3 separate regions of the Homo sapiens genome follow, and all the other regions are linked to region 2. The links are chromatin loops, found by intact Hi-C in ENCODE. Cell type or tissue: OCI-LY7. All regions are shown on one strand. Region 1 holds the start of CD24 (CD24 molecule). Region 2 overlaps CRYBG1 (crystallin beta-gamma domain containing 1). Region 3 holds the start of LINC02526 (long intergenic non-protein coding RNA 2526).

Region 1 (8,000 bases), 460 kb after region 2:
TAAAAAGGTTTATGTGTGTCGAGGCAGTTGTAAAAGATTTACTGCAGAATCAAGCCCACTTTTAGGCTTAGGACCAGGTTCTAACTATCTAAAAATATTGACTGATAACAAAAAGTGTTCTAAATGTGGCTATTCTGATCCATAGTTGTTTTTTAAAGAAAAAAAATGTATATACAGAAAGAGTATAAAAGTTTGTGAATTTAATGCAAATTAGCTTCCAGTCTTCACTTCCCAAATACTTGATTTATAGTTTTGACTCCTTTACATTTTTGCCTTCTTAATTTCAAGATTTGCAATTTTGCCTTCAAAACAGATCATTTTTTTAAATTGTAAAAAGTATTCAACATATGCAGAAATAAAAAGCATTTTGATGGCTGGGCGCGGGGGCTCAAGCCTGTAATCCCAGCACTTTGGGAGGCCGAGGCGGGTGGATCACCTGAGGTCAGGAGTTCGAAACCAGCCTGGGCAACATGGTGAAACCCTGTCTCTACTAAAATTACAAAAATTAGCCGGGCATGGTGGCAGGTGCCTGTAATCCCAGCTACTTGGGAGGCTGAGGCAGGAGAATCGCTTGAGCCCGGGAGGCAAATGGTACACTGATCTGAGATCGCACCACTGCACTCCGGCCTGGGCGACAAAGTGAGACTGTCTAAAAAATAATAATAATAAAAAGCATTTTGAAATTAGTCGTGGTCAATGCAATTCTACTCTTTGGAATCCGTTTAGCTAAATGAATGTAGTGCTCTTGTTGAATGGAAACAGGTGATAGGAAATGCCTACCATTTGACTCAATATGGATAATCAAGAGTTGCTCAGGATGCTTGGATCTGGGGGTAGATTCTCATTCATCATTGCCCTGGCACATGTCAATTACTACATAAAAGGTCAAATGCAATGTCAAATCCAAAGCCTCAGGAGGAAAGTGAGTTCAGTTCCCAAGAGAACAGCAATAGCTCAACAATGTAAAACTTCATCTAGAGTATATCGGCATTAAATTAGTGCTGTCGAAACAATACGTTGAGGAATTACAGTAACACCTGGAAGTTCCTTCTCATGTACATATAAATAGAATCATGGAAGCTTTTTATATTACCTGTTTTATGGCCTTATAGAATTAATGAACCAAATGAAAACTGAATCTCCATTCCACAATCCCATCCTTTATTTCTATTCTTATTTTCAAGGTAGTATTAAGTGTCCATATTTCTCAAGCCACATTCAAGGAAATCATGTCTTAACTATTTTGGATGTTGCCTCTCCTTCATCTTGTACATGAAACTCCAGCAGATTTAATATTGGCATCCATCATCTAGTCAAACCTCTCACATGTTCTTCAAATCAATCAAATTTGGGATTCTCAACATTTTCTGTGTCAATAAAAGGTGTGGAATTAGTAGATTCGATGAAGACCTGTTTTTCCTTGCCACATTGGACTTCCAGACGCCATTTGGATTGGGTTTAGAAGATGGGGAAATTTAGAAGACGTTTCTTGGCCTGAGTCTCTTAAGAGTAGAGATGCAGAAGAGAGAGTGAGACCACGAAGAGACTGGCTGTTGACTGCAGGGCACCACCAGCCGCCTTGGTGGTGGCATTAGTTGGATTTGGGGCCAACCCAGAGTTGGAAGTACTCTGGGAGGAGTTACTTGAAGTTCCAGTTGTTGTTTCACTGGAATAAATCTAAAATACATAAAAAGTTACATGGATACATTTCCACATCACAGCTACCTCCATGTACTCTCATATAAAATTAAAGTAGGTGATATATTCTTAGATTGCTCTCTTACCATTGTTCTCTTACCCAACATCATTAACTTCTGAATTCTTGCTCAACCCACCAAGGTCATTCTCTTTAGTTTCAAAACAAACTACCTAGAGATGCCTCAAAAATGCCAAGTGGCAACAAGAACAAAAAAGTTATTCAATAACTATAACTCCTGTTTTTATTTCTTTGCAAAGGAAAAAAGGACCAGGTTAACTAATTCAGTTTCCAAGATTATATTGACTTAATGGCATTGCAATAAGGTCTATTTTCCCAGAAAGGGGGAGATTTTAAAGTTGCACAAAAAAATGGGGATTTTTAAATATTGTAACTGAGACTTATGGAACTAGAATTCATTGGGTCACTGTCTATCCTGGATTTGCTAGGTAACTTTCACATACTCAATTTAATACAGCCTTGGTAACTTAGCCTTTTCCTTAAGGGGGAAATGCAGTCTTATCTTCTCCCTTGAAATTTGAAATAGTAACTCTTCTAAAAAATGGCCACAATATTTGTGTTAAATTGAAAAAGAAAATGAGTTTTTCCTTTAAGGCAGAATGACTTCAAGAAAACACCATGAAGTCGGAACGATTTCACAAAAGACAACGAGAGGTTATGGTGTTAAGTTTCACCAGCAGCAGCCTCACTGGTCGCCAAGCTCATTGCTGTGGCCAAGAACCAAGGTTCTCCCAGTGTCCCAGCGTCTGAGTGGCATCATTCACCACTGATTTTTCAAGCCACGAAATGCACAGTCCAGTAGGGCACGTGATAATCTCTCCTTTGTCATGGAACAAAGGCAGATCGGAGTTTTCAGCCCTCACTGCAAGGGAGGGTTTACAAGAGCTTCTGATTACAGGCTGGAGGGAGGACGTGGCACCAGGCAAGAGTCTGGGCCCCGTGTACATTTGGCTGCCTATTAATCCAAAGATAAAGCCCTCCTACATCAGCACCAGCTCCTTTTGTTGTAAAATCCATAAGGTCATTAAACAAATATTGACTACAGAAATGTACAAATCCTATCCAAAATAGATTAGTGACAACAACAAAAAAATCTTGATCAAGTCAAATTTATTTATCGGGCACCTACTGTGTGCAAGATTTAGTGTGTCCCATCAGGAAACGGCACTCCCAATAAAGAAAAGCATTAATATGGTAATTTACTTAAAACAGGGTGCCTGTTTTGGACACCTTGTTTGGGATCCCGCAAAGTAACCTGTTCTTTATTCATGCAATGAGTTTTACTGCAGCAGGTGATGTTTTCTTTTTAAAACCTGGTGTATCAATCTGAGGATCTAAAGATCCTCTACACCAACAAAAAAATTATGTTTATTAAACTGACACTAAACAAAATTTTCTCTCCCAAGCTAGATTTATTCGCATTATTAAAACTTCTCACTTACAATGTTGGAGGAAAAAAATCTGGTCGGAGAGAAGATGGGGCGGGGAGTGGAGGGGGCCGGTTTCTCGCAGCCGCGCCCCTCCCCCATCAAAGAATTGAGGAAGGCTCGGGAGCGCAGCGGACTGGGAGGAAGACAATAGGGTACGGTTACCCCGCCAGCGGTGGGGAAGCGCGTTCCACACTCAGGCTGCACTCCCAGGTGAGCCCGGACTTTCGATGTCTGGGGACGGAGGACGCAGCGCGCCCAACTTTGGGGGAGAAGCCCCAGTGACAGTCCTCGATTAACCCCAATCGAAGGCGCTGGAGAGCCGTCACTCCCATCCTCCAAACCCGAACTGACCCAAACAAACGTACCTTCTTCGCCCCCGCCCCCGCTAGGGTCTCCCAGGCCCAGCCCCCGGTCTCTCTCGCCGGCGCGGTGCATCCATACACCCTCGAGGCAGCGCTGCGCGGCCCCGGGTACCCGCACCCGGGGCGAGGTTCCCCGGATGGAGGATCTAGGGAGACCGCGCTGGTAGCGGCGACCCGAACAAAGCCTGGCGGGGACTCGGGACAGAATCGTCCCACCATGCTGCCTCCCCAGAACTAGCCAATCTGGGCTAAAATAACATGGGGATCCTAAGATGACAAGCGATGGACGTGAAAGGTTGCCTCGCAGAGAGCGCAGCGTCAGGAGAGGGTCCCCGCCTCGGCTTCAGCCCGGAACCGGGGTTTGTTTAAAAAGGGCCAGATAGCCGTAGCTTCTCCGGGATACCCAATCCAACTCCGAGGGTGGAGGATGGGCGTGAGCCGCCCTCCCCGAAAGGGACCGTCGCCTCTCTTTGTGTAGAGCGCGGGGAGCGCGAAGACATTCCTAGGGGAAAGCGAGTCCTCAGGGACCCAGGGACAACGTCCCCAGGGAGCCCGAGCTCTCCAGGCGCTAATCCCTGCAGGCACCTCGGGCCTCTGGGTGAAAGTGGGAAGTAGTCACCTGGCTGCCTGGGAAGGGACAGCGTGGAACCTGGGGTGGGGCAGGGTCCTCTCAGCCCGCACGCGGAGCTGCATTGTTCCCAGGGCCGTGGGAGGAGGGGGGGCAGCACGCAAGGGAATGGAAAAATGGGGTCCACATGGCCCTCTCCCCTGGTCAGCTAAGCAAGATTCTCTCCCGGTCCCTGTCCGTGGCCCGAGGCAGGAGCGCAGGACGGTCCCCCGGGACCGGGTCCATCTCCCCTGCCCCCACCCCGGGAACGGCCCTCGAGCCCCGCCGGGCGCCAGGGCCTCACCTGCGTGGGTAGGAGCAGTGCCAGCAGCAGCAGCCCCAGCCCGAGCCTGGCCACCATTGCTCTGCCCATGTCCCCTCCGTCGGTGCGCGGCGCGTCTAGCAGGATGCTGGGTGCTTGGAGAACCGCTGGCTCCGGGCGGGCGCAGGCAAGGTGGGGAGCGCGGCGAGCCGGCGAGACCTTATATACCAGGAAAGCCACAATAGCCGTGACGTGGCGCCGCCCGCCCACCCCGGCTCCCCTCCGCCGCCGCCCGCCGCCTCCCCGCCTTCCCCGCCCCGCTCCGGGTTCCCCAGCGCCCCCGCCGCCGCCGCCACTGCCACCGCCGCTCCGGCCCTCGCGGGCCGGGAGCCCCCCGGGCGGGCGCCGCTGCAGGTGGGCGGGCGCCGCCGGCTGCTGGTACCCGGCTGGTATCCCCGCGCCGGCTGCGGGCTGCGGGCAGGCTGGCACAGGCGCCCAGCGCCTCCGGCACAGGACCCGGGGCACACACGCGAGCCACACACGCCGCGCTGGGGGCCGGGCCCAAGTTTCCTTTGTTTCCCGGGACCTGCCATCTTACCCCCCAAAAGAAAAGTCCGCGCCTCCGCTGCGGCGGGGTAGCCGCCTGTCCTGGAGCAAGTGCATTGCCACTCAGACTGCAAAATGCGCCCCGGGGACCCGAGAGGGGCTGCGAATTCCAGTGCGACCGCGTGGGGGGCGGGCGCCGGGACCCCTCGGGCAGGGTTATCTCTCGGCCCGCCGCAGAGGAAAGGGGAACGCGGCGGGCGTGGCGCGGACGCGGGCCGGACGCTCACCCTGGCCGACGGGACCCGGGCGCCGCCTAGCGCGAACCCTTCCCGGCTGGTCGGCGCTCCTCGCAGGCGGTGTCCGGGTCCGGAGCGATCTGCGCGCTCGGCCCCGCGGCCGCGCCCTCCCCGAAGCCCTTGCTTTGTTCTGTGAGCGCCTCGTGTCAGCCAGGCGCAGTGAGCTCACGGGGGCGTCCCGGGTCCGCATCTTCCCAGGAGCTGGGGAGCCGCTCGCTGGGCGCAGACCCGCTGCCTGACGCTGCAAACTACAGGGTTTCGGTCCCCCGCGCTCCTGCCTGCGGCGGGCGAGGAGGAGACGGCCCACCCTGAGGGGACCCCCTCCGCGGCCCTGAAGCCCCCACCGCCCTCCCCGAGCGGCTCTGCTCCCAGGTTCTACTCGGGGGCAGGAACCTCCCCTCCTGGCGGTCCCACTACAATTCACCGTCCCTCTCGAATTCCTGGGGATACACTTTTTCGGTCTCTGTTGCCCGTCATTCGTTTAAAGAGCAGAACCGTTCGAGATAAAGGCATTTACTTATCCGTAGTTGCCATTAGGCAATTTAATGAACCGGCACAAAGAGGAGATTCGTCATCACTCTTTAGATTTTGGTGGAATACTTTTTTCCTATCCATCTTATTGTGAAAACTTTCAAGCATACAACAAAAGTTGAAGTAATTTTACTGGTGGAGTATTTTGAGTTTAAATTTTAATTGCAAGACTTAATCTTTTTATTGAAGGTTTAGCCCAAGTGTTTTTCAGTCTTTAAAGCAAACAGCAGAGACCAAACCTAGTATGGTTGTAAATTTGTTTAAATTTCAGTTTTGCAGAACACTCTCGTTAGTATTTTTGGTTCAATTTTTAATTGCAAGACTTAATACTTTTATTTAAGGTTTAGCCCAAGCATTTTTCGGTCTTTAAAGTAAACCACAGAGTAGTAAGATTCTAAATTTGTCTAAATTTCACTTTTGCGTGGCAGTCTCATTAAAACAAAGTAAGTTTCAGGGAAGCAAAGTGACAATGAAATCTGCAGTAGGTTTGTTGACTGAATAGTGACTGAATTGGTTTGTGCCTTCAAGGTCAGTCACTTTAGCTCAGTAACTTTCCAAGCACGTTTAAGATGTGCTTGGGAACACAAGAATTTCTGTCGAGCACCAGTGGACTTTCCTGTTTAACAGTGTACCACATTATATAGAAATACTTTGGCCGGGCGTGGTGGCTCACACCTATAATCCCAGCACTTTAGGAGGCTGAGGAGGGCTGATCACCTGAGGTCAGGAGTTCCAGACCAACCTGACCAACATGGTGAAACCTAAAATCTAGTCTCTACTAAAATTTAGTCTCTACTAAAAATCCAAAATTAGCCATGCATGGTTGCTCATACCTGTAATCCCAGCTACTTGGGAGGCTGAGGCAGGAGAATAGCTTGAACCTGAGAGGTGGAGGTTGCAGTGAGCAGAGATCAGGCCATTGCATTCCAGCCTGGGCAACAAGAGCAAAACTCTGTCTCAAAAAAAAAAGAAAAAAGAAATAGTCTGGCCCAGCTTCTCCATTCCTTTTCCGGGTGAAAAAAATGGACTGTTTGTGACTCAGGAGTGCCGGGTTCCAAGGCAAGGAACATACTATGTCCTCCACAAGCTGCTTGTTGAACTAACTGGTGGTATTCCTAGGATAAGACAGCCTCTAAAGACAGACTGCCAGAGTTCAAACCGTGGCTCTGCTAATTTTGCTGGAGACAAAAAGCCTCAGTTCCTTCATCTATAAAATGGAGATAATAACATCATTACTAATTAGTTATTAAAGAGTTATTGTATATATAAGTGTTAGAATACTGCCTGCCTCAGAGTAGTAGCTCTCACTTAATATTTGCTCTTCCACTGAAGGTGCCAGCAACCAGAAGGTAATTACCTTCTCTGCCACTGTGTGATACGTGAAAGAATATCAGTCTCCAAATAATTCCCAAAACTGGCAAGGCACTCAGAATCTGTGCTTTGTGAACCATTTCATCACCAGCTAATGAGACTGGATAATTCACGTAGCAAAGCCCTTCACCTCTGCCCAGGAGTTCCCCCTGGGCATCCTACCGGGGGTGTTGCCCAGGACTTTGACAACTGGAGGCCCAACACAGGTAAGATACTTCTCTTTACAGGTCTCCACCCTACCCTTTTCCTGTACAGCTAGAAACTCAAGAAAACTGCCTGATTTTTCCTTTGCAGTTCTTTTGGCTTGTGATTCTTTCTTCCTATTCTTTATCCACTTCTCCTGGTTTTTCATAGTTTGTTTGCTAATAAAACCTGAGCCACGGCTGGGTGCAGTGGCTCACGCCTATAATCCCAGCACTTTGGGAGGCCGAGGCAGGCAGATCACATGGTCAGGAGATCGAGACCATCCTGGCTAACATGATGAAACCCCGTCTCTACTAAAAATACAAAAAATTACCTGGGCATGGTGGCACACGCCTGTAGTCCCAGCTACTCGGGAGGCTGAGGCAGGAGAATCGCTTGAACCCAGAAGGCGGAGGTTGCAGTGACCCAAGATCGTGCCACTGCACTCCAGCCTGGATGACAGAGCAAGACTCTGTCTCAAAAAAAAAAAAAAAAACCTTAGCCAATAATAACTCACGCCACTAACAAATTGAGACTCTTACCAGTTATCCTGAACTTTTTGTTGAGACACATGGCCAATTTCCATTTTATAGAGAAAGTGTGGTATAGAATGATTTTGAAACAGATTGATTGCATAAATTGATGTATGTGTGGAAAGTTATAACTTTCAGTTTTCATAGCTTTCATGAGATAGT
Region 2 (8,000 bases):
CATGTAACAAGATTTTGTTCCACTTTCCTGAGTCAGATTTGGGCTGAGAGGCTGCAGTAAACCTGTGCACCGGTAGCTCCATCAACACGTGGAATCCTCACTCTGGCAGAATAAAGCTGCCAAGTCTTGACCACACTAAGTTTTAGGCAGATAAGATTTTCATTCTGATTTGTTTAGAACAATGTTTCTAGTTGTCTCCAAGAGCATTGACAACTCCTTTTTTGAAAGGCAGGAGGGATGTTACTAATTCTTTAGTAGCAGCAAATACTTTATGTCCACCTCTAGCTGTCAGTCCCCCATGCTAGCTGTTGGAAAGGCAACAGAACATTTTTCCTGTTCTCAAGGAGCTTACATTCACTGGGGAATGAAAAGGTGGGAAACATAGGAAAACTTATTTATTTATTTTTTATAAGAAACATCACTTTACTCAAAATGTTATTAGATTTCTTGTCACTTTTTTTTTTTTTTTTTTTTTTTTTGAGATGGAGTTTCGCTCGTCAGCCAGGCTGGAGTACAATGATGTGATCTCAGTTCACTGCAACCTCCGCCTCCTGGATTGAAGCAATTCTTCTGCTTCAGCCTCCTGAGTAGCTGGGATTACAAGCAACCACCACCATGCCCAGCTAATTTTTGTATTTTTAGTAGAGACGGGGTTTCACCACATTGGCCAGGCTGGTCTCGAACTCCTGACCTCAGGTGATCCACCCACCTCGGCCTCCCAAAATGCTGGGATTACAGGTGTGAGCCACTGCACCCAGTCTAGATTTCTTAAAGATATAAACAGATTATAAACATAAAACAAATGTCAATGACCCATAATTGTATTAAAATTTAAAAACTTAGTTTTGTTCCCATAGTTACTATAAAAAGGAAAAACCCTTAGATAGTCAAATTTAGCAGAATTTATTTAAGCAAGGAAAAAAAGAAAAATTCATGATTCGGCCAGCTTCAGAACCAGAACAGTTTCAAAAAAACTCTACCATTTACATTATCTCCTTAACTAATGGGTAGCAAATGTTACAAGGTAACATTTACTAAGTGGTAATAGTAGGAATATATAGTAGTATATATAGTAGGCGCTGCCACACCACGAAGGTTGAGAATCACCTAACAGCACTGCAGCTAGTGCTGCCTGGGCCTCTACACGCTGCTGGAATATGATCTCGTGGATGGTTACATGTGCCCCTAATGAGCCACATTTCATATTAGCCAACAAGAACACTCTAAAGCAGGTCGTAGCACACAACCCATGTGCCACCTCTACAATAGTCCTGTTGTGGACTGCTCCGTCCCAGTTGGACATGGATGATGGAAGGGTGCCAAGTGCAGGTTCTGCACTGTAAGGTGTGCAGGCTGCCTTAAGTAAGGTGGGCAGAAAATACACAGTAAAAAGGTAAATACAAAGGAGGACCCAGGATTGCATGTGCTCTGAGAACACCCAGCCTGGGAACCCTCAGGACCCTGCCCAGGCCTGTGGGAAAGTCAGGGGCAGAGGAATCTGAGGAAGCATGAAGAAACTTGATGGTCACTCATGGCCTCTTTGCAAAACACTCCCCTTCCTAGCAAATTATCATCAAGCCTGGAAAGGTGGTGGGTCTGTGGCTTCCCATCCTAGGTTTAAGACCCCAGACCCAAAGGCTCAAACCTAAGAAGGTCCCTCTCTGACAACTCCCAGGCCAGCTAGTTTTTTGTCTCCATTTGCCTTAGTTTCCCCCTGAACAATGGAAAGAAACAATTCCTGGTTGAAAAGAAATACGTATCGCATTTAGGAAGGGGTGTTCCTCAAAGATGTGACTGAGGACTTTACTCAGGAGGTATGGGGCATTCTGAGCCCTGCTCAGATGATCCTGTTTGGAGATATGATCTTGGATATCCACAGGGACCTGGTCCCGTGGGAGAAGACTGCATTCCCCTGTCAACGAGTCTATCATTTGAAATGACACGAGATCCCTCATTAAGAACTGCATAACGTGGCTGGGTACGGTGGCTCACATCTATCATCCCAGCGCTTTGGAAGGCTGAGGCAGAAGGATCACTTAAGCCCAAGACTTTGATACCAGCCTGGGCAACATGGTGAAACTCTCTACAAAAAAGTTAAAAATTAGCTGGGCATGGTGGCACATGCCTATAGTCTCAGCTACTTGGGAAGCTGAGGTGGAAGGATCACTTGAGCCTAGGAGGTTGAGGCTGCAGTGAGCTGTGATCGTGCCACTGCACACCAGGCTGGTCAATACAGTGAGACCCTGTGAAATGTGCACCCAAGACAGATGGATTGTGCCACACAGTGCATTTCTATTCTTTATTTCCCAGGGGGAAAACTCTGTTTTAAAGAGATTGTATCTTAACTTCATTTATATATACCCATCTTAAATGTACAGTTTGATGAGTTTTGAAAGATAAGTACTCATGTGTAACCATCACCACAATCAAGATATAGAACTTTAACCCTCAACGTTCCTTTGTGCCTCTTCCCTGTTGCACCACCACCACTTACCACCCACTGACCCCACCCTCAGGCAACCACCGACCTACTTTCTATCATTATAGATTAGATTTGCACTGTCTAGAATGTCATATAAATGTAACCATACAGTATGTAACATTTGGAGTCTGCAAAAGCATTTAGCATCCATATCCTTACATGTTTCAGAAGTCTGTTCCTTTTTTATTGCTGAATAATACTCTGCTGTGTAGATGTACCACAATTTGTTTATCTGTTCACAAGCCATGTCCGGTGACTTTGAGCTGTTTCCAGTTTTTAGCTATTATGAATGAATGAAGCCACTATGAACATTCATGTATTTTTAGGAAATTCAGCAGTCTGGCTGGTGATAAACAGGCTGCCCCTCTGAGGGGGGGAGGAGTCAAGTAGTTGAGCCAAGTTGAAGAGCAAGCAACCAGTTTTGTAAAAAGCATCTAATAGCCAAAAAAAAAAAAAAAAAAATTGTTTTAATGCCTATACTAAGCATAGAGAGGACTGCTTGCTGATCAAGCGTCTGCTGCATGGGAAAAGCAGATTGCAACATCATTGGCAGGACAGAGTAATACATATACTTAGTTGGTTTATTTTGACAGGGAATGGAATTAAGCCAAGACTCAAACCTATTTTCCCTGGCTACTACTTCAAGATACGTTTGAAGGCCTGTCCAGACAGCAGAGACACAGAGCTCTATGTCAGAGTCAGACTTTACCTGTGGTGGGACCTTGGACAAACGGGCACTAAAAAAAGACTACCTACCTAGCTGTTGGGAAGATAAAATGAAAGTGTGTGAATCACAAGGGCCTGACCCATAAGGATAGCTCAGTAAACATGTATTATGATTTAAAAATCATGTCATACCTTTGACTTGTAAAATAATCCAAATGTTTCCTTAGGAAGTTACAATATTTTAATTTTTTCCCTTAAATCATACTTCGAATTCTTCCTATATTATTTATATAACCATTGAAGAATCGGATTAATCAAAATCTGGTTAGATTTTAAAATCGTATGACGTCGGGTACAAGAGCTCCGAGCGGCTGCACCATTGGTTCATCGCAGCAGCAGCAGCTGTCTAGTCCCAAAGCGCCCACCAGGCGCTTCTAAGACCAGGAGAGTCTTAGAACCTTGAGAGCAAATCTGATTCATGCGCACTTCCCCGGGAGCTGACTCTGGGGGGTGGGTGACCCGTAGTCTGTTCCTCTGGGCCGACTGTGGTTCTCGGGTGGCGGCAGAACCTCCGCGGCCTCTGAAAGGGGCCCCTGTGGCTGAATGGAAGGAGCATGGGGTGGGCAGGAGGCGACTTGGATTTGAATTCTGACTTTACTGCTCTGACCGCCTCTCCCCCCCACCCCAATTTTGTGTCTCTTTATAGGCTGGCTGAGCTTCCTTTCCTCATCTGTGTGGTAACAGCATGACCTTACTGGGCTGTAGCGGGGTGACACTATGTTACAGTACCAGGACTGTCTCAACAAATGCTTGTTGACCTGTTAATTTCATGCGTTATCTTTCCTATTTCCCATCGCCAAAGTCCATTTGCTGCATGTAACTCAAACGCAATGGAGCTTCAAAGGGTGATTGGGGAACCTCCCCGTAGTCGGTACTGTCCTGAATGTTCCTTTTCCAGGAAAGGTGGGGCTCTTTCCTGCGTCGCCAGGACTCAAGCTAGCACCTAGGTTTTGAATGTTTAAAAGTTGATTCTTAAGAAATACAGTAGCCGCACGTTTGGCCTGGTTTCAGAGGAGTCCTTACGCAAATACACTTCCCTCTCCTAGGAGCCAGGCTGGGCTCGCCGCCCCTGCTCCCCCGCTTTCCCAGGCTCGCCTCCTCCTCTTCCTGCCCACCTCTATGCCCCGCACCTACCCAGTCCCCACTCTGGCAAACCCCGGAGCGCCACCGCGCCCATTGGCGGGTTTGCTTTTATTGGTTTGTTCTGCGCTCCCTCCCGCCTTCTGGCGCGGGCACTGGATGCTAGCCGTTTTGCTCCAGGAGATATAAGAAGCCCAGGTTTTCCCCCTTCCTGGGAGCGCTGCGGATCATTCGCAGGCGGCCCGGCACCCTCGCATAGGTGGGCCGGCCCCTGGGGCTCCAGCCGTGCGACCCCGGAACCACACGTGTGGCGAGGAACGGGTCCCGGGGCGGAGTAGGCAGAGTCCCAAGCGCATCCTTCAGCCACACCTCCTCGGCTCTAGGGGGCGGTGAGCAAAGGCGGTCACCCCTGCAACCTCGCCCGCTACCCCCACGCACTCCTCCGTGTTCACATGGTAGGAACTCCCACAGGCAAAAGCCTTTCCGATGCGCTCTGCAGCCGCGGGATCACTCGGGTGTTTGAACGCTCGCGCGCTCCTCCCATTGGAGCTCCGGCTAAGGCGGGGCCCAGGTGCTTGCTTCCTCCGAGCTTGCTTAAGGTTTTCATGTTGCAAGTACTAGATGTTGAACCCAGGTGGCTTCTTACTGTTCTGGAGGAGAAGGCTGCTAGGACTGGTTTTTTTTCTTCGTCCTCCTTCCCTCCTACAAAAAGAATGGGCGGTGTTTCGGGAAAAAGTCCGCCTTAGGATACTTTAGTGTGTTTACTGCTGCCCCATGGTCACATGCACGGCTGTTTATAAATTGCATCTTTATTGAGGAAGAAGGTAAAAAACCTAGAGAGGGCAAGGAACTATTTATTTTGTATATGTGATTATTTGGACCGTTCAAATTTTCCTTTAAAAAACAAGAATTATAATTCAAAGAAAATGCTATTCTGACTACTGCCAGAAACTTAAGGTGTTTAAGCAAAATTCAAAAGTAAAACCAGAGTTTATTTTGTTGGAATGAATGTAACATAAACATAACTTTATCATTTTCAATTAGAAACTCTGGTCTGTTATCATTTTGGCTGGTGGTTCTGTAATGTACGTCTAAGGGGAAAAACACCAGATTCTCATATGTTCCCTCCTCATCCCTTTTATTTTTCAGTCCAGAGCACAACCTCCAGAAGACAACAGAAGGAAGCCAGTTTTGGGGAAACTTGGCACTCTATTCACTGCAGGAAGGAGAAGAAACAGTAGAAACGGGTTAGAGAGTCCCACCAGATCAAATGCCAAACCACTCTCTCCCAAAGATGTGGTAGCCTCTCCTAAGCTCCCAGAGAGAGAGAGTGAGAGGAGCAGATCTCAGAGCAGCCAACTGAAGCAAACGGACACAAGCGAGGAGGGCTCCCCGCGGGAGAATCCCCGAGAGGCAGAGGGCGAGCTCCCCGAGAGCGGTGGCCCCGCAGCCCCCCCTGACGCCGAGCTGTCACCTCGCTGGAGCAGCAGTGCAGCGGCTGTGGCTGTGCAGCAGTGCCATGAAAATGATTCACCCCAATTAGAACCTCTGGAGGCAGAGGGAGAGCCTTTCCCAGATGCCACCACCACTGCCAAGCAGCTGCATTCCTCGCCGGGAAATTCCTCCAGGCAAGAGAACGCAGAGACGCCCGCCCGCAGTCCGGGGGAGGACGCTTCACCAGGTGCTGGCCACGAACAGGAGGCTTTCCTGGGTGTGAGGGGTGCGCCAGGGTCGCCCACCCAGGAGCGGCCCGCGGGAGGACTAGGCGAGGCCCCTAACGGAGCCCCCAGTGTGTGTGCCGAAGAAGGCTCCCTGGGGCCCCGCAACGCCCGCAGCCAGCCCCCCAAGGGCGCGTCTGATTTGCCAGGTGAGCCTCCGGCCGAGGGCGCAGCGCACACGGCCAGCTCCGCGCAGGCAGACTGCACAGCCCGCCCCAAGGGTCACGCCCACCCTGCTAAGGTGCTAACTTTGGACATCTACTTGAGTAAGACTGAGGGGGCACAAGTGGACGAGCCGGTCGTGATTACTCCCAGAGCGGAAGATTGCGGTGACTGGGACGACATGGAGAAGAGGTCCAGCGGCCGTAGGTCGGGGAGGCGGAGGGGGTCGCAGAAATCCACCGACTCCCCCGGCGCGGACGCCGAGCTCCCTGAGAGCGCTGCCAGGGACGACGCGGTGTTCGACGACGAGGTGGCGCCAAACGCGGCCAGCGATAACGCCTCGGCGGAAAAGAAAGTGAAATCTCCGCGGGCAGCCCTCGACGGGGGCGTTGCCTCCGCTGCGAGCCCAGAGTCCAAGCCCAGCCCCGGTACCAAAGGGCAGCTCCGAGGGGAGTCGGACCGGAGCAAACAGCCACCCCCGGCTTCGTCCCCCACGAAGAGGAAGGGCAGGAGCCGTGCCCTCGAGGCCGTGCCCGCCCCGCCCGCCAGCGGCCCCCGGGCTCCCGCCAAGGAGTCCCCACCCAAGAGGGTGCCCGATCCCAGCCCAGTCACCAAGGGCACTGCGGCCGAGAGCGGGGAGGAGGCGGCGCGGGCCATCCCCCGCGAGCTCCCGGTCAAGAGCAGCTCGCTGCTGCCGGAGATCAAGCCCGAGCACAAGAGGGGCCCGCTCCCCAACCACTTCAACGGCCGGGCAGAGGGAGGTCGAAGCAGAGAGCTGGGCAGAGCGGCCGGAGCGCCTGGAGCTTCTGACGCCGACGGCTTGAAGCCCAGGAACCATTTCGGCGTGGGCAGGTCGACAGTGACCACTAAAGTGACCCTGTAAGTAGCCGCGCAAGTCCCGGCCGAGTTGCTGTCCGCACACGTGCTGGGGGTCCGCTCTGAGAGGCTCGGGGTATCTGCATTGTGGAAGAAACGTCTGGTCACTGAACTTTCCCCTCCATGCTGAACTTAAGATAGTGAAGGGCCAGTTTACACAGTCAAGATTTAAGATGACACCTGTGGCAGCCTCCTCAGTTAATTCCCTTTTTAACACAAGATTTAAGTTTAACGAATGTAAAAATAGGATATCCGTTGAAGCTCAACGTTTATGTAGATGAGAGATAAGACCTCATGGCCTGACATGAGCTGATTCTATTCTTTATTCAAAATGTACAAGGGTGTTCCAAGGTGGGATGTTCTTAAAATGCATGTGCTGTGAATTTCAAAATATGGAGCAAACAGTAACATGTTAAATACGATCCAGTAGCTTTGACATGTGTGAGTTTTAAGAGAATTTGCAGAACCTTTTATGGCACTCAGTGCATTTATTGGCAAAAAGCTTAAAAACACACAAGAAAAGTTCCTAATACAAGTATCTTGGTTGCTTCTTCCCCTTTATAATGTTAGGGAGTCTGGTGATACTTTTGGACCCAGGCTGAAAAGTAGTTTTCAGTTACTGAAATAAAGATCAGTGTTCTTACTGGAAGATTATTTGCTACATGAAAGCAGCTGTGACAGGTGTGAGTTTAAGATAATTCCAAAACATTTTATGGAACTTAGTGCATTATTGGCCTAAGCCTTTTTCAAAAAGTCCCTAATTTATGTATCTTGGTTGCTTCTTCCTCCTTGTGCTGCATGAAAGCACAAAACAACTGTGACTACTTGCTGTTAAGTTTATTCATTTCACAAGTAATTTATTTAATACTTTCTGTGCAAGATATTGTGCTAGTCACTGTGGGGGAAAAAAACCCTACAACTGTGACTCAGGATATTGCCCTGAAATTTTTATAGCC
Region 3 (8,000 bases), 190 kb after region 2:
CATAGTTTGAACCTTTAAATCTTATAGTACAGGGGATACGATAGAACTCTCTTAGATTCGAATAAACCCTCAGATTCTATTTCTACCCCTCAAAACAACAGCCAGGGCAGTCTTTTTCACAATTCTCATGCTCATCTTGGCTGATCCTGGTGTGTTTTCTTTGCTTTGATTTTCACATGTACCATCTCCTGCAGCTAAGCTTCTGTGTTAACCTCCTGTCATCGTCTCTTTCATGGGCAGCCCAGTAAGCCACACCTCCTGAGACTCATGCGCTTGTACAGTCTTCTCCTCTTGAAGCTGGGCTGGCCCTGTGACTGTTTTGAGCAATGCATACAATGTGGTGAAAATTATTTCTGGGACTCCTGAGTCCAGGCACCAAGATCAGGAAGCTTCTCCTCTTGTATTTAGGGGAAGCTGGCCACATTGTAAGAAGTCGGACTATGCTGAGACTGTCATGATGACAGAAAACCCAAGCTAGCCAGGTGGAGAGATCACACAGAAAGAGATGCCTGGCCAGCTGTTACCTGATATGCCATCATGTAAGTAAAAAGTCCACCTTGGATGGTCCAGCTCATAGATGCCATGTACAGCAGAGGTGAGCCATTCCTGCCAAGCCCTGCCCAATTGCAGAATTGTGAGTAAATAAATAATTACTATTGTTTTAAGCCACTATATTTTGGGATGAGTTGTTACATAGCCATTGAAAACCAAAACACCTCTCTCCACCAAGTCATTTCCATCACTTCCTTCAAGACGGAGGCCAAGTCACCTACATTGGAAACGTACCTGACAAGCTCAATACAGCTCATCTTATTTTAGAATTTGGTAGTTTGGATTATGCAGTTCTATGCCTGCTTTTGGTCAGTTTCATACATTTACCTATCCCTAAAATTAATAATGACAATGGCCAATGCTGAGCATCATGGATCAGGCACTGTGGCTGGGAATAATGTTATTCCTATTTTACAGATGAGGAAACTGCGGCACTGAGCGGTTAAGCACCCTATCCAAAGGTGGTTCTGTATAAGTACCCTTCCCAATGTCCTTGTCCCTCTATTGCTTTGGTGATATGCACTTTGAACTTGAAGTGCTAAAAAGGAAGCTGATGTGGAGACAACAGAATGGCATCTGTTTTGCAGGCAAGAAGATAAAGGAAGGACAGAGGTTAAACTAAGAGATGCAGAAATTATAGTATATCAGCCAGGTGTGGTGGCTCATGCCTGTAAACCCAGCCCTTTGGGAAGCCGATGCGGGCGGATCACGAGGTGAGAAGTTCCAGACCAGCCTGACCAACATGGTGAAACCCTGTCTCTACTAAAAATACAAAAATTAGCCAGGCATGATGGCGCCTGCCTGTAATCCCAGCTACTCAGGCAGCTGAGGTAGGAGAATCGCTTGAACCCAGGAGGTGGAGGTTGCAGTGAGCTGAGATCGCGCCACTGCACTCCAGCCTGGGCGACAGAGCAAGACTACATCTCAAAAAAAGAAAAAGAAAAAAGAAAGAAATTGTAGTACATCAGTGATGAGTACTGGAGCAGTAAGGTCATATGGGCTTGGGGGAATTGACTGGGATGATTTTGTCATTTGTGGGTTTGGGATGAGATTTATATGAAGAGTGGTTCTACTTTGATTGGGATGCATGTGAGATGACCTGCTGCTTTCTATTTAGTTTTTGTAACAAGCTTTCATTTGTACTAACTTGGATGGGTTTCTCTCCATTGCCATGAAAAGATTTCTGGCTAGGGTCGCCTCCAAAAGATCCTGTCTAGATGACCAGAGGAGATGGCCATAAAATAAGACATTATAAAATATGTTTACTGGATATGCAGCTTTCTACCCAGTGAAACATAGATTTCCTGACAGATTTTATGTTAGGAGAGAAATGAAAGACTATGCCAGGAAACATGAAGTTCTTAGGAAATAATTTGGTTATAAACATATTTCCTTAATAGGATACAATTTGATTCTAACTCTCATTACCTTTTGACAAGAATAGTAAGACACTGGTTGTTTAGTCAGTGATTCGTGAAGCTTTCGCAAATGTTCACAGCCCACTGGGGTACACAGAGCAGATGCCAACATCCATCCTCATTTTACTGACGGGACTGAACTAAAGGGCTTGATGACTGCCCGAGATCACATATGTAGTCGGTCAGAAGCTGGTCGGATCTTCAGGTTCCTGGATCAGTGCTCTCCCCAACACTGAGCATTATTCCATGCTGTCTTTTTCACTCATGTGGATGTCAAGGAGATTTCTTTCTGGCTGTACAGGTCTTCAGGTTCCATTAAAGTCTCTCTCTAGTGCTAAGTGTTTTGAAGATAGACATCGTTATTATATCATGGTCAGTTGGGGAGCTCTTCAAAATATAATGCTGATCATGAAAAATATAATGCTCATCATAAAGTCATGTGCTTGCAGATGTTTCCCCTCTATGACCAAAATTTTCAGTGCTCTGAGGGGCATTCCAACTTTGAAACATTTTATGGAACCCACTTCTACCAACTTTATGAAGTTTACTGGAACCTCTATTCTTACCACAAAGGTGGCCATATAATCAAACTTTTTGACCTTCCTAACTGTGGCATAGCATTCAAATGGGACAGCAGGGGAATCTTTATTCACTTCCTGTGGATATTATGAAACATTTTTTTGTAAGCCACAACTACCTTTTGCTCATAAAGTGGCAAGGTCAGTGTATTCTGTATACTGCCATCGCCCCCTCCCCAAACCAAGAAGGCTATTCAATTTTTGTATCATTTTGAAATGTTTCAACTTCATAATCCTAATCTTGTGGTCTTTCATTAGTCTTACCAAAGATGGTTTCAGCCCCGGAACAAGGAGGGGATCAGTTTAAGGAAGGAACTGTTATCATCCTTGCTTCAAAGTTAAATTATAAACTAAATTCTTCCCGTGGTTAGCCTGGCCTGTGCCCACAACTAAGCAAGGATAGCCAGCCTGTGAGTCTAGAAGCAAGATGGAGGTGGCATGCTAGACTTCTCTCATTGTCATTATCTTTGCAAGGGAGGTTTCAACTCCATTTACAACTTTTTTTTTAGCCATAAAGGAAAGCATTACTCCTGGAGCTAAGAGGCTAAAGGGACTGTGCTAGTTCTCTTGTGCTAGTCCTCACCTCTGCACGGTTGGCGTTTGAGGCCAGATAACTCTGTTGCAGGGACTGTCCTGTGCAATGTAGGATGTTAAGCAGCATCTCTGGCCCTACCCAGTAGATGCCAGTAGCACTTCCCACTCCCACCAACACACACACTAGTGTGAAAATGTCCCCTGGGGAGCAAATCACTCCAGGTTGACATCTGCTGTGTTCAATACATGGAGCAAAAGGCCTACAGGGAACTTTCCCCCTACAATCTCCATCTCTTGCAGGGCTTTCATGCAACTCTCTGCCAATGACTGAATCTTGGTTTACTTGCAGTAATTCTATTCATGTAGCATTCCAAAATAAAATGTATTGAGCATTCACCATATGACAGACTTTTTAGTGAGGGCTTATCACACATTGTTTCATTTAATCCTGACAATACCCTGAGAACAATTGTGAATGATCCCCCATTTTACTTTTTATTTTTATTTATTTATTTATTATTATTATTATTTTTTTTTGAGATGGAGTTTCACTCTTGTTGTGCAGGCTGGAGTGCAGTGGCGCGATCTTGGCTCTCCACCTCCCAGGTTCAAGTGATTTTCCTGCCTCAGCCTCCCGAGTAGCTGGGATTACAGGCATGCGCCACCACGCCTGGCTAATTTTTTCTATTTTTAGTAGAGACGGGGTTTCACTGTGTTGGTTAGGCTGGTCTCAAACTCCCAACCTCAGGTGATTCACTGGGCTCGGCCTCCAAAAGTGCTGGGATTACAGGTGTGAACCACTGCGCCCAGCCTATTTATTTATTTTTGAGACAAAATCTCGCTCTGTTGCCCAGGCTAGAGTGCAATGGCATGATCTCAGCTCACTGCAGCCTCTGCCTCCCGGGTCCAAGCAATTCTCCTGCCTCAGCCTCCCAAGTAGCTGGGATTACAGGTGTGTGCCACCATGCCCGGCTAATTTTTGTATTTTTAGTAGAGACAGGGTTTCACCATGTTGGCCAGGCTGGTCTCGAACTCCTGACCTCAGGTGATCCACACGCGTCGGCCTCCCAAAGTGCTGGGATACAAGCATGAGCCACCGTGCCTGGCCGACCTCCCATTTTAAAAGGAGGAAACGGGCTTGGCAAGGTGAGGTGACTTGCCCTTGATCACCTACAGAGTTGTTGGCACAGCTAGGAATGTAGAGGTGGTGTCCAGAGCCACCCCTTTGACCACAGAATGCCACTGTCCCTTTTCTGCAGACAGTGAAATGGTTAAGTTAGGATTCATAACAATCGGGAAAAAAAAAAAAAAAAAACAGACTTAGTGGGTTTAATGGTTTCTAAAAACTCTTTAAGTCTGTGTAAGTCTGTCTCCTTTCATTGCAATGTTTTTTATAAACACCAGGGGAGCAATAATCATTTGAGCAGTTAAATGGATTTAGGATGGTAAAAATCTATATTTTTTTAGTCTTGAAATTATATCAAATCATTTGCCATTCTCACTGGACTATGGCCCTCCAGCCCCTGCAGCTACCCCTCTTCTCTCCCGCTGCTCCTCAAGCCCCATTACCTACACTTATAGTTTTCTTTTAATTTTCCAAACAAGATTGCATTTTGTATTTCAGATATTAATCCAAGGAACAATACTGACGAATTTCACGGACAAAATACTAAGAAGGAAATCAAGTGAATCAAGCGGAGAAGAAAGACAGTGGAAAAAGAAAACTGAAAATAAAAATATTTTCTAGACCCCTTGAAATAAAGTTTGAAAAACCACAGTGCTTTGCAAAATATCACATTCAATTGCTAGCTAAAAAAAAAATTCATTGGAAGTGCCATTGGGACAGCAGAGGATGAGGAGGTCTGGTAAGGTCTCTGGCTGGTCTTGTAAACCATACCCCAGGGTTGGGGCCAGGGTTTTTAGGCTCAGGCCTCTCTGATATGGTAGGAAGGTATGAAGAGAATCTTTTCATCTATTTTTTAACCATTAATCTTTCTCAATGCAGCAGGAGACCATGGGGGTCCTGGGTCTGGGGGTCTGCTTTTCTTCCGAAGCTCAGCCAGGCTCAGTATCAAGGAGCTGACATCAAGACACTAATTGTGAGGGAAAGGAGAGAACATCTTTAGATAAGCCTACCTGCCCTGTGATTGCCTGTGATGGGGTTCAGGACACACTGGCCCCAAATATGGCACCTTGGCATGGGAGAAAATGGCAGAAGCAGGAAGGTCTCTCTCACCTTCCCCTCGCCCTTCTCCCTTGAATGTTGATGAAGATATGAAATAAGGTTTGCCAAATTACCTGCTGTATTTATGACCTCCCTTGAAGCAGGTCATAAAGCCATCATTCCAGAGATGCCCTCCCCATACCCAGACCAAAGAAGGCTCCTTATTTCTGAAGACACAGGGACACAAAGAGGAATCTGAACAAACAGGCCTTACTAAGTTTTCCCCAGTTAATTCCTATTGGACATGCCCTTTTTCCATTCATACTTCTCCACAAGCATTCACTTCTTCAATGACTTACACAAAAAATATACACAGGTTTAGTCCTTTCTTTGGGTCTTCATTCCTGAAGGCTGCTGTGCCACAGAAAATGTTAATGCTTTTCTCTTGTTAATCTGTCTTTTGTTATAAATGCCTCAGCCATTAATCCAAGATGGAAAAGAAAAATATTCCTTTTTCCTGCTCCTAAGAGCCACCTAATGTGTTGCAGACCAAACCCACAGCAATCCTGTTATCTGGGAGTTCATCTGTGATCTTGATTAGAACTAACATAGGAAATAGATAGATGTGAGTTGCTTCCAGAATAAGATTAGAATATGAAATCACATTTAAAATTTAAAAGCAACATGTTAGCAACGACTCTAACCACAGTTCTCCCTTCTTTTTCAAAACCAGGGGTCTGGTCCAGATCTTGTATTGCCTGAAGAAGGTCCTAGGTACTACCTTTCCTGAAAGAAAGACATGGTACTAAAGCTCCTCCAACCCACCTTTGCTCTTCTCTTACCTCATAAAATAGCGAGCATCAAATTATTTGAGGAAAAGCATTTAAGAATTTTTTTTTTAGGGACAAGTTCTTGCTCTATCGCCCAGATTGGAGTGCAGTGGTGTGATCTCAGCTCACTGCAGCCTCAAACTCCTGGGCTCACGCAATCCTGCCACCTCAGCCTCTTGAATAGCTGGGACTGCAGGCATGCACCACCATGATTGGCCAATGTTTAAATTTTTTTGTAGAGACAAAGTCTCCCTATGTTTCCCAGGCTGGTTTCAAGCTCCTGGGCTCAAGTGATCCTCCCACTTCAGCCTCCCAAAGTGCTAGGATTACAGGCATGAGCCACCATGCCTGGCTGGGTATAAGAATGTCAATATGCTTAGGTTTAGATACAGTTTAGTGTTTTTCAAATGACAGATTGCAATCCCTTAAAGGTTAATAAAATCAATTTGGTAGGTTGCAAACAGCACTTTAAAAACAAAACAAATAAACAAACAAACACACTAGTATCTGATGGTAGATCTTGTCTTGTCTAAAGCCCTGCAGCGTGAGGCATATCCAGAAAAGGTCAACCCTGAGTCCCATCTGGAGGGGCATCCTCTCTAGGTCACCATTTGTCACAGTCAGTTTTAGGGCTTGAGGAAATTTAATTTCCATTTCAGAAACTCACTAATCTAGTTGTGACCAAACTTTTTCCTACCAATCTAACCAAGTTTGCTTATAAACAATCACACTGAGACCACAGCCTTCTTCCCCAACGTAGGTGCAGATGAAATAAAGAAGTTTAGAGCAGTTTTTTCTAACGTGGGCTCTGTAATAAAAACCTGCTACAGTCAAATATTTGAGAAACCCTCCGTACTGTTATCTTCTCTTATAGATTCCTAGCCTATAAAAGAAGAGACCCATTTAACTTTGTTTAACCCGTTATGTCCTAAACTTTTTTGATTGTGGAGTAACCTCTCTTAACAATTCCACTACCCTAGCCTGAGCCCTTAGCCTGATAGCTACTCCCTTTTGGGCTGACTGCAGCTGCCTGCCTCTTAGCTTTGTGACTACTGTCACACAACATACGGTCTTTACTCAGCAGCCCATACTAGGTCCTCACCAATTTCTTGATGGAGTACGAAGTAAGGTTTGCCATATTACCTACTCTACAATTTGGGGACTTTAACCATTGTAAGCCCAATCATCACTCTCACTTCTTAGCTTTTATTTAAAGAGTAAGTTTGTATTCTAAATTGATTTCTACAACTGCTGTTTATGGAATTAAGATGAATCCAGTGGTGGTCAGCTGATCACTGTGGGTGAAGTCTGTTGGTTGCTTTTTACAGTATTTTATGTTCCTTCTTCTCTTGCTTCCTGTGTGCTGTGCTGTGAAGCATGACAGAGCACCTGCCTGTGTGTGCACAGCACCGTGAACTCAATCTTTCAGTCACTTTCTTTTCTTTTCATGTTTAAATAAGAGATAAGCCACGTTGGCCAGGGCATGTGGACTCTCCATGGAGTTCACTAACAAACCGAATTTATGTATCGTTGCAAAATAGTCAACACTCCAGTCTGTTAGAAACAGGTGCCAAGAGAGGAAATGTTTAATATTTTCCACGTGGCATGGGCTCTGTCAGACAGTGTTTCCAACCAGAGTCTGTTTTCGCAGTTAAATCATAGGTTCAGAGTCTTCCTTTTGCCTCAAGAGTCTGTCTGGTGGCTGGCTCGCAGCTAGCTTCTGCACAATCCCCTCACTCTGACCCTGCATCTTCAATGCCGCCATTCTGCCAAACCGCTGCTACTTCTGGGTGAAAACCTAGTTCTAGCTCCCTCCAGAGTTAGCTGGTTTGGCTATTTGAAAGCTACTCCTTCAATGAACCGTTCTTTGTCATTTCAGAAATGAACCCTGCTTTCCAGCATTTGGGCTGGACAGGGTTCTCCA

The links. Peaks named below come from ENCODE experiments on the same cell type or tissue, not always from the same donor. Only the 100,000 strongest peaks of a DNase experiment are listed, where the experiment ranks them.
Region 1: a loop joins it to region 2, with 6 times the contacts of the local background. A loop is called at or near these places in 5 of 110 quality-filtered maps.
Region 3: a loop joins it to region 2, with 4 times the contacts of the local background. A loop is called at or near these places in 2 of 110 quality-filtered maps.

What each region holds. Positions count from the first base shown.
Region 1 is chr6:106,970,158-106,978,157 of GRCh38, forward strand. It overlaps CD24 (CD24 molecule), which reads right to left and starts at 4,572. Exons shown (of 2, transcript NM_001359084.1): 1 at 4,421-4,572; 2 at 1-1,677. The coding sequence starts at 4,489. The coding sequence ends at 1,504. RefSeq lists silencers at 4,924-5,073, 5,114-5,333. In OCI-LY7, CTCF peaks have their summits at 5,255 and 5,456; DNase peaks (open chromatin) are centred at 3,774, 4,644, 4,934, 5,204 and 4 weaker places; H3K4me3 peaks cover 5,019 bases; H3K27ac peaks cover 4,492 bases.
Region 2 is chr6:106,505,993-106,513,992 of GRCh38, forward strand. CRYBG1 (crystallin beta-gamma domain containing 1) reads left to right here. Exons shown (of 22, transcript NM_001371242.2): 3 at 5,438-7,047. Among named protein-coding and RNA genes, the nearest start is that of RTN4IP1, 120 kb to the right of the region's middle. RefSeq lists enhancers at 3,854-3,933, 3,860-4,465, 4,211-4,270, 5,193-6,151, 6,203-6,272 and 1 more and a silencer at 6,563-6,832. In OCI-LY7, CTCF peaks have their summits at 3,483, 4,666 (motif pointing right), 4,866 and 6,474; DNase peaks (open chromatin) are centred at 3,579, 4,739, 6,209, 6,489 and 4 weaker places; H3K4me3 peaks cover 4,831 bases; H3K27ac peaks cover 4,944 bases.
Region 3 is chr6:106,695,136-106,703,135 of GRCh38, forward strand. LINC02526 (long intergenic non-protein coding RNA 2526) reads left to right here and starts at 350. Exons shown (of 3, transcript NR_149100.1): 1 at 350-539; 2 at 1,140-1,265; 3 at 4,707-4,859. LOC105377927 (a long non-coding RNA gene) reads left to right here and starts at 7,757. Exons shown (of 4, transcript XR_942841.3): 1 at 7,757-7,866; 2 at 7,956-8,000. In OCI-LY7, CTCF peaks have their summits at 4,526 and 4,728; DNase peaks (open chromatin) are centred at 4,476, 6,706, 7,126 and 7,636; H3K4me3 peaks cover 2,037 bases; H3K27ac peaks cover 3,760 bases.